Linked DNA regions of Homo sapiens: region 2 is linked to region 1. A link is an interaction called in ENCODE POLR2A ChIA-PET data of the cell type or tissue named here. Cell type or tissue: Caco-2. All regions are shown on one strand. Links, peaks and the distances in the headings refer to the core of each region. The heading gives the core; the rest is flanking DNA. Region 1 overlaps SBF2-AS1 (SBF2 antisense RNA 1). Region 2 overlaps SBF2 (SET binding factor 2).

Region 1 (4,393 bases), core at 290-4,289:
CACTTACGCATGCAGACTCTTTCTGACGTAGGCCCACCCACTGCCTGGATTCCACCTGTTTTTCGTGACCTCTCTTGTATTAGTCTATCTCATGCTGCTAATAAAGACATACCCAAGACTGGGTAATTTATAAAGGAAAGAGGTTTAATTGACTCACAGTTCAGCATGGCTGGGGAGGCCTCAGGAAACTTACAATTATGGTGGAAGGGAAAGCAAACATGTCCTTCTTCACATGGTGGCAACAACAAGAAGTGCTGAGCAAAAGGGGGAAAAGCCCCTTGTAAAACCATCAGATCTCGTGAGAACTCAGGATCACAAGAACAGCATGAGGGTAACTGCCCCCATGATTAAATTACCTCCCACTGGGTCCCTCCCACGACATGTGGGCATTATAGGAACTACAATTCAAGATGAGATTTGGGCGGGGACACAGCCAAACCATATCATCTCTGTCATCTCTTAACAGCATATTTCCTGAGGGCAGCTGAATTTAGCAGGTGGGGATAGGGCTTGTCTACCACGGCTCCATCACTAGCCTTCACCTGAGCAGGAGGTACACTGGGAGGCTGAGACTCACCAGTTGGGGGGCAACTGGTTATTATTTACCTGCCCAGCATTTTAGTATGTGCGGTGTCAGGGTAAGCCCTGACCATGCACATGTTCTCCCAAATCTCAGTCTCTCCCCTCACAGCTGTATGATGGAACCTATTATGAATGAGCTGGTCACCCAAAACCAGTGTGTCCATCTTCCCATGCACTTGTCTGTCCATTTTCTTTCATTCAACATACATTTATTGATGCTTCTTCTGTGCTAATGCCTGCTCCTGGATACTCTGGACCCCAAATAAAATAACCTACTATCCAAGATATGATTTCTGGTGTAACCAGAGCTATGATAGGGTGAGAGCAAGTAGGAGCCTGCAGAAAGATGGGAGGAGCTCATAGCCCAGCCTTGGGGTAAGAGAGGACTTCCTGAGTAAATGACATTTAGGCCGAGTATTAAAGGATAAGATCACTGGGCAAAGGTGAAATCACGAGGAGCAAGGAAAAGAAGTTAAGTCAGGTTTGTGACATGTATTTTAGAAAGATCTCCCTGGTGAGGATGGCGAAGGGGGACTGGGAGGGAGGCAGGCCAGTGAGCAGCTGCTGTAATTATCCCAACCTGAGAAGGCAGTTGGGCTGGATAGACGTGGGAGCTCCAGAGACATGCCTGAGGTGGTATCTGTAGGATGTAGGGCCTAACTGATGGAGACAGAGGGGATAAAGGAGGAGAGGGGCACTTGAAGACTGTCAGGTTGATGTCTGGGACATCTAAGAATGGCCCCAGCCTCAGACTCAAGTGCCAGGAGTAGAGAAAGGATGACCAGGTGGGGGGCACCCAGGCCCTGGTGCTGACTTCAGGAGCAGGCATATGCTTCCCAGCTGGTAGTGAGGGTATGTGCAGCACTTCCAGGATCCGGGAGGGGTTCCCCAAGTCACATACACACACACCGATCACACGTCTGGGCTTAGAGAAAGAAGTTAAGTAGCCCCTCCCCATTTTAACAGCCGAGGAGTCCATGATTTCAGGAGGTTAAACGACCTTCTCCAAGGCCACACAGCAGTGCCTGATGGAACTGGGATTTGAACCCAGGCTTGTCTAACTGCATCCTGTGCTCTTCTCCCCAGTCCTGACAGGTCAACCAGGCCAGTCTTGGCACCACAGAATTAAGAGTACAGGGGACCTCTGACCTCTACGTCACACCCAGCCTGGCCAGGCCATTTACAGGGCCATTCAAAGCCAGGACTGCCTCACCCTCTTAGACACTGGACCAGGACATAAAGTTCTCTTTGTGGGCAGAATGAGCTTGGGCACTCCAAGGAGAGGTGGGATGGGCCCACAGCTAACTTAGCCCTCTCATACCCACTCCATACCGTGGCCACCCACCCCACAGCTAGAGCACCTAAGAAGTGCATCTCCTAGCCTGGAGGTGAGCAGGAGGAGCCAAGGCCAGCATGTCCCCCACTGACACACAGCTCAGCCATAGCTGGGCCTTCCAGGAAATCCAGACCTGGGCAATTAGAAACAGAGAGCTCAGGGCTTAGAATGAGATACTATGCAGGATCCTGGTGAGGATCTGGCCCTGTCTGAGCCTATTTCCTCATCTGTAAAACATGAAGTTAGGCTTATTTATCCTACAGCTCCCACAGCTGCAATGGTCTTTTTGCATCTCCTCTGCAGTCCCTGGCCTCATCCAAGCCTAAGAGTTGAACAACAGATGCCTGGTCCCTACGGAAAGCCCCCAACTCTGGCCTCAGCAGATCCACCTCCTCACTCCCCACAGGTCCCCTGAGGTTCAGTGCAGCCCCAGCCAGAAGAATGTGAACCATTCCCGGCATCTCCTCCCCTGTGGCCAGCCCAGAGAGGGGCTGAAGCCTCTGGGCCCTTCTGACAGGAAATTAGCTGGGCCTGGCCTTCCCCACTACCAGCTGCTCTGCTGACCCTGACCCTGTGTTTTCTGAAACTTGATACTGCAAATTTCAAAGCCTCTTCTCCATTCCCTGGAGGCCTGGCTGAGCTGTGTGTCTAGTGGGGCCTCCAGCCTACGTGTGGGCCTGCCTTCCTGTCCTGGAAAGGGCCCTGGCTGAGAGTGGGGCAGGGAAGCCTGAGGCCCAGCCTCTGCCATGACCCTGAGCAGGGCCTACCCCCAGGCGATTCATCTCCCCATCTCTGAGCTGCCAGATGGAACCCACGTGCAGAGTGGCTGCAACATGGAGAATGGGTTGGAGGGACACAAGAGGGGCAGTGGAGAGACCACTTCAGAGGTAACTGTCATGGTTCAGAGAAGAGATGGTTTGGACTAGGATGGGATAGTGAAGATGACGAAAACTGTAGACTCAAGAGGTACTTAGGAAAACGGAGAGATACTGGTGGTGGTTTGGCCATGAAGACTGGGGGACACAGGTGTCAAAGGACCTGCTAGGTTTCTGAGTTACCCAGCTGAACGGATGGTGGTATCTTTCCCTGAGATGGTGAACACCAAAGGATGACCAGGGTTGGGTGGAGGAGGGGAAAATATCCTGTTTGGCCTTAGTTAGAGGCTGAGGTGCCTTTGAGATGTCCCAGTGAAGAGGCTGAGCACTTGGATATCAAGAGGTGAATAAGCTGAAGATACTTATTTGGGAGGGAGAAAAGTAGATGGTAGCTTGAGGACATGGATAAAACTGCCAAGAAGGAAGAGTATTAAGTAAGAAAAGAGCCCAGCCTGTGTCTTAAGGACACTAATATTCAATGGCCAGGTAAAGGAGGATAAACCTGGAATAGAGGGTGAACAGAGAAAGAGCATTGTTGTGCCTTGCAATGAATGGAGAAGAGTGTTTCCAGAAGCAAGAGAATGTTTGGATGCTGCTGGAAAATCTAAAAGAAGAGTAGAATGAAAAATGCACTTTGGATTTAGTGTCCTGAAGGTCACCTCACCAGTGATTTTAGGGAGTGCTGTTTCGGTGAAGTGAGGCAGGTAGAGGCCAGGCTGTCATGGACAGGAGGCATGTGAGGTGTGAGGAAAGAGACAGTGCTCTGGAGATGTTTGACCATGGTTGAGAGGAGGGTGGGGCAGTAGCTGCAGTAAGACATGGAGTCAAAGAAAGGGGCTTTTGTTGTTTTTTAAGGTAAGTGAGATTCAAGCATGTTTAAATGTTGATAAGCAGAATCCTGTTCAGATGAGAGGTTGACAATGCCTGAGAAAACAGGGACAACAAACATAAAAGTGTTTTTGACAAACCAGGAGGGCTTGCCAGGGCCCCTCAGCAGGGTAGGGCTCAGAGGGAACATCTCTAATCCTTTGAAGCTGGCTCCTGGGCACTAGGCTGGCTGTGGCACTGCCTCTGAGTGCTCTATATGCCCCACAGCCAAGGCCAGCGCCCTTGGATGGCCAAGTACATGTACCTTATGGATCTTATTCAACCCTAGTTGAGGATGGCAGGGGTTAGAGATGACTGGACAGACCATGGTGGGCCATGATGTCCTAAACAAGGGTGCTACATCCCTGGAAGAAGAGCCATGGGCCTCTAGGCCTATTGTGGACATTAAGCCCATTGCCAGTGACAGGATGCCTGGAGCCCTGCTGGATGACATCCCTAAGTCCAGGGTCCCCAGATTCCTCCATTCCAGCTTGGCAAGGCCATTTTGGCTCTACTGGCATGGGACACTTCCAGGCATACCACAGGGCAGTGGTTCTCAGAGGACGGCCTCTAGACTAGGAGTATCAGCATTACCTAGAAACTTGTTGGAAATGCAAACTCTGAGGCCCCACCACAGATCTATCAAATCGAAAACTCTGGCAGTAGGGTCCAGCAGTCTGTGTGTAACAAAGTTTCCAAGTGACTTTGAGGCACCACTTCTATAAGGTATCAA
Region 2 (4,393 bases), core at 156-4,155, 120 kb before region 1:
TATCCTACTGCTCCTGAAAAACTTCTGCTTCTGAGAAACTATGAATTATTATAATTAGTTTAGAACTAATGTTCTTTATTAAGATTAGTTTATATATACTATTTAAACTAGTGATAGAAGGAAACTGGGGCAATTTACTCAGAAGCTCTAGAACACTTATTGTGTTCTTCAGTGAATAATTAACAGTATTTTTAATCTTATTAAATTTATTTTTATAATAATTACTAATTTTTAATTTTATGAAATATTTTTCTGAACTTATCAACTTTTTTTGAATGATAATTAACTTTTTTCATGTGATGGACAATTTTTTTTTATATGATGAAAAAAAGGTTTGGACCCTTTTGTTCATTCTTCAGAAAAATGAGGCAGCCTACTAAGACTATTTCTTTGTCTACTCCAAAAGAAATATAGTACAGTTCAGTTCAGTAGACATTGATGTCCTATGCTACCACGTCCTGAGTATTAGGACTACAAAAGCCAACAAGTCAAAATCTCCAACCTTAAATACACACGCTTACAGAGAAGATAGATTAGTCAAACAAATTATAGCATGTGTATTCTAAAACAGATACAATCTAAGTACTGTAAGAATACATTAGTTCCTGGTGACCCAAGGAGGAACAGCCCCCAAAAATTGTGACATGTGTGCCCATGAATGATAAATGAGCATTTATCTTGCAGGTGGGAATGAGATAAAGAGTGGGTGAAGTATGAGATGACATAAATATTATAGGCAAAAAAAAAACACATGAATCACTTACTGGGAATTGTGACTGGAAATGGAGGCAGAAGGAACACGATGGTGCTACTGCACTCCAGAGCGAGACTTCGTCTCAAAAAAAAAGAGGCAGAAATCCACTTTTTAAAGATTTCCTAATTATTAATAATAAAACTAAAACCAAAGAACTACAGGCTACCCGTAGCTTGGACTTCTATGTGGATCTGTCCAGAAAACAAGGAAAATTGCAGAATTTTAACTTGAAAGATAAGTCCAGCTACAAATATAAATACAAGAGGCTTCTACAGAGAGATGATTACAGAACTCTGTTGGAAGAAGAGAAAAAAAAGAATAGAGGTCAGAAACATGGAAAAAAAATCTATGGAATAACAAAATGAAGAAAAGCTAAAGAATGAGACAGCACAGGAGAATCATGTGAAGATCAGGTGAAGTTGCAGAATTTCTACTTTGGAATAGAAGTTAAAAGAAAGTTGCTAATTTGAGCAGTCTTTAGTAGGTTATGTAGTGCCATTAAAAATCAATTGATCATTTATTTTGCAAGAAAACAGTGAGAAAGGAAACATAATTATGACTGAGCCAGCCTCTAATTTATTCTACAGTAGCATGGAATTTGATTATTTCTGTTGGCCCCTCCAAGTACATTTTCTTTTTAGAAGATTGTAACACCTCCCACAAACAGGTAAAGGGACCATGTGTTTGACAAAAGGAACAATGCCCTCTCTTCTAATTCTGAGACAGTAGGAGGTGAAGGCCAAGATCGTACTGAAGGGAGAACGCATCCCATCTCCTAGAAAGTCATGCCAGAAGATTGGGGGGCAACGCTACGGAGGTTGTCCTGTGTGAGTCTGTTTCAATTCTGTTTCTGCCTTGGAAACAATCATCCTGGACCCTATTGCAGGAGGATTCCAGGACCATCAAATAATTCCTGACATACACATTTAAAAATAAAATTTTTACAACAGAATAACTTAATAAAAACGTAAAAATTTTTATTGAAATTTTTCATCTTCCAGAAAAAAAATAGATTTCTTCCAAAAGTATACCTCTTCTTACTTTGCTATCACCATGTATAGAATATAATATAAAGTGTCCCCACTAAACCAAAAAAGGAACTAGCAAGCTTTAATGTCTACTGTGATTTTTCTCAGAACCAGTAAGATTATTGCTGTTTCTACCCACTGTCTTATGTCTTGTAAAACTTGAAGAAGAAAAGATCGTGAAGTATACAGACCTAGACTTGAAAGAGTTTTGTTCGTGGGCAACGTGAGGGTTGGAAGAAAGTATTAGACAATATAGATTTAAGTTTTTAATAATATTTTTAAATTTTCAAATAATACAATGAAGAGTTCGTCATGAGCCACTGAAGAGTATTGACATCATGTTCAATAATGGGAAGTAATTACACTGGGTTTTTTTTGGGGGGGTGGGGTTTTTTTTTTTTTTTTTTTTTTTTTGGAGGAAAAGTTTCACCCTATCCCCCAGGCCAGAGTGCAGTGGTGCAATCTGAGCTCACTGCAGCCTCCGCCTCCCGGGTTCAAGTGATTCTCCTGCCTCAGCTTCCTGAGTAGCTGGGATTATAGGCGCCTACCACCACGCTCAGCTAATTTTTGTATTTTTAGTAGAGACAGGGTTTTACCATGTTGGCCAGGCTAGTCTCGAACTCCTGACCTCAAGTGATCCGTCCGCCTCAGTCTCCCAAAGTGCTGAGATTACAGGCGTGAGCCACCATGCCAGGCCATAATTACACTATTTGAATGTCTAGGTCCCAGAAAGCTTTCTTTGGTTTATGGATTTACTGCCTTAGATTGTTTCCATGAAATGTTGAGAATGTGTTTACATGATTGAATATTTAAGTTATTTTGTTAGGTTTTCCTTTCCCAGAATATTACTTGGAACAATTGGAGAAGAGTGACTAATTTAGCCCAGAAAACACATGGGAGAGTCTAAGCAGAAAGTCAGAAATGGTACAAACTACAGTGCCTCCCATAAGACTTGAGCAGATAGGGACTCTTCTGAGCCAAGGTTCTAGTCAGCATGAGTATTTTGTGCACCCACAGCTCTGTGGCAAATGCTTGACTTCTCTTCCGTTGTGCTCCAAGAAAAGTGAAATTTGCAACCTTAGGATAAGGAGAAAGTACGCCACCAAAACTGTAGGAGGAAAATGCAGTTAGAGTCAGCTTCCAATGGAGAAAAGCAGGGGGAAGGCTAATGCAGTATAGTAGGAATTCCTAATGCCAACCTGCTTTCCTTTTGTTTCTTTTACATATATTGAACTTATATGTAAGATTTCATTTTTAAAAGCTAAAACCACATTTTTTTTAAAAGTAGGAAAACCACTCCCATCTTTAAATGATCAGACTCAAAAACTAAAGGTCCAGATTATTGGCTCCTCATTCTTCATGTTATGGTATCTAGCATAGAGCATTTCACAAAAACAGTTTCTTGAATTGAATTGATGATCCAGTATTCAATACAAGAGCCCAGGTCTCCTGATTTCAGATCTGTTATTGCTCAATATGGGCTCTAATCCTTTGACCTGGACCCATGATTCTTAACTCTGCTGCACATTAGAATCACCTGGAGTGCTTTTAAAGACAACAGATGCAAAGCCTCCATCAAAGGGTAGTTGAAAACAAAATCTCTGGGGCTGAAGCCATCAGTGTCTTAAAAATTCCAGAAGTATTCAAGAGTCTCAGAACCCTAAGAGTCTGTCATTCACTTCTGTGTAAATGCTGATGATGTCTAATACAGCTTAATGTCATACTTCACCAGTAGACACTGGTTATAAAGACAGTACTCTCCAGGCTGGCGTGGGGGAGTGCTTGGAGATTCTAGCCTCCAAAAAATAACTTAGGGCCCCTTTTTTTCAGGTCTGTAAGTTTAGGGTTCTAAAAGCTTAATGAAAAATGAGGGATACTTATTTTTAATTTATCACACCTGTTGATTCAAATCAAAAGTATTTATTCAGCTCTTTCTTGTGTTAAGAACCCTTTGGTAGTCTAAATGAGGAACCTCAACATCGAAGACCTAGCCTCTGCCTTTGAGGAACTTGTGATTTATTATCATTGAGTTTAGGAAAAATAACTCATAAAATATAATAATAATGATGCCCAGCATTGACTGAACACTTCCTAGGTACCAGATACTATGCTAAACACTTCACATACACACGTGAGGATTTAATCCTCACAATCATAACCTTGAGAGTTAGTCTGATTTCAGAACCTATTCCCTTAACCATCAGTCAATCCATAGACTAGTGAGAGGTAATAAAATGGTTGTTTTGGGGGACAGAGCTGGAGGAGGCACCTGCAGTCCTCTGCTATGTCCTGGGTATAAATTTATTTTAATCAATTTAAAATAAAAAAATACAGTGGTTGTTTTTAAGCCACTAAGTTTTGGCTGTTTTTTTTTTCCACACAGCAATAGATGGTAGAAATACTGGTACATAGTAAGTGCTATTGACATCTTAGCTAATATTGCCATTATTATGCAGATCTTTGATGCCAGGTTGTAAAATCCAGATATGTGATCAATAGGGAGCTTTTTTGTGTGTCTGTTTTTGTTTTTTTGAGACAGAGTCTCGCTCTGTCGCCCAGACTGGAGTGCAGAGGCATAATCTCGGCTCACTGCAACCTCCGCTTCCTGAGT

Evidence for each region. ChIA-PET counts read pairs that join two places held together with the same protein. Peaks named below come from ENCODE experiments on the same cell type or tissue, not always from the same donor. Only the 100,000 strongest peaks of a DNase experiment are listed, where the experiment ranks them.
Region 2: POLR2A ChIA-PET joins it to region 1 with 6 read pairs; 3 of 35 experiments call an interaction of 5 or more read pairs at or near these places.

Annotation. Positions count from the first base shown.
Region 1 is chr11:9,763,769-9,768,161 of GRCh38, reverse strand. All of the region lies in intron 1 of SBF2-AS1 (SBF2 antisense RNA 1), which reads right to left. Among named protein-coding and RNA genes, the nearest start is that of LINC02709, 6.4 kb to the right of the region's middle. RefSeq lists enhancers at 2,261-3,084, 3,993-4,393. In Caco-2, for the core only: no CTCF peak of the experiment used is centred there; a DNase peak (open chromatin) is centred at 2,521.
Region 2 is chr11:9,883,055-9,887,447 of GRCh38, reverse strand. All of the region lies in intron 17 of SBF2 (SET binding factor 2), which reads left to right. All of the region lies in intron 1 of LOC101928008 (a long non-coding RNA gene), which reads right to left. Among named protein-coding and RNA genes, the nearest start is that of LINC02709, 130 kb to the right of the region's middle. In Caco-2, for the core only: no CTCF peak of the experiment used is centred there; no DNase peak of the experiment used is centred there.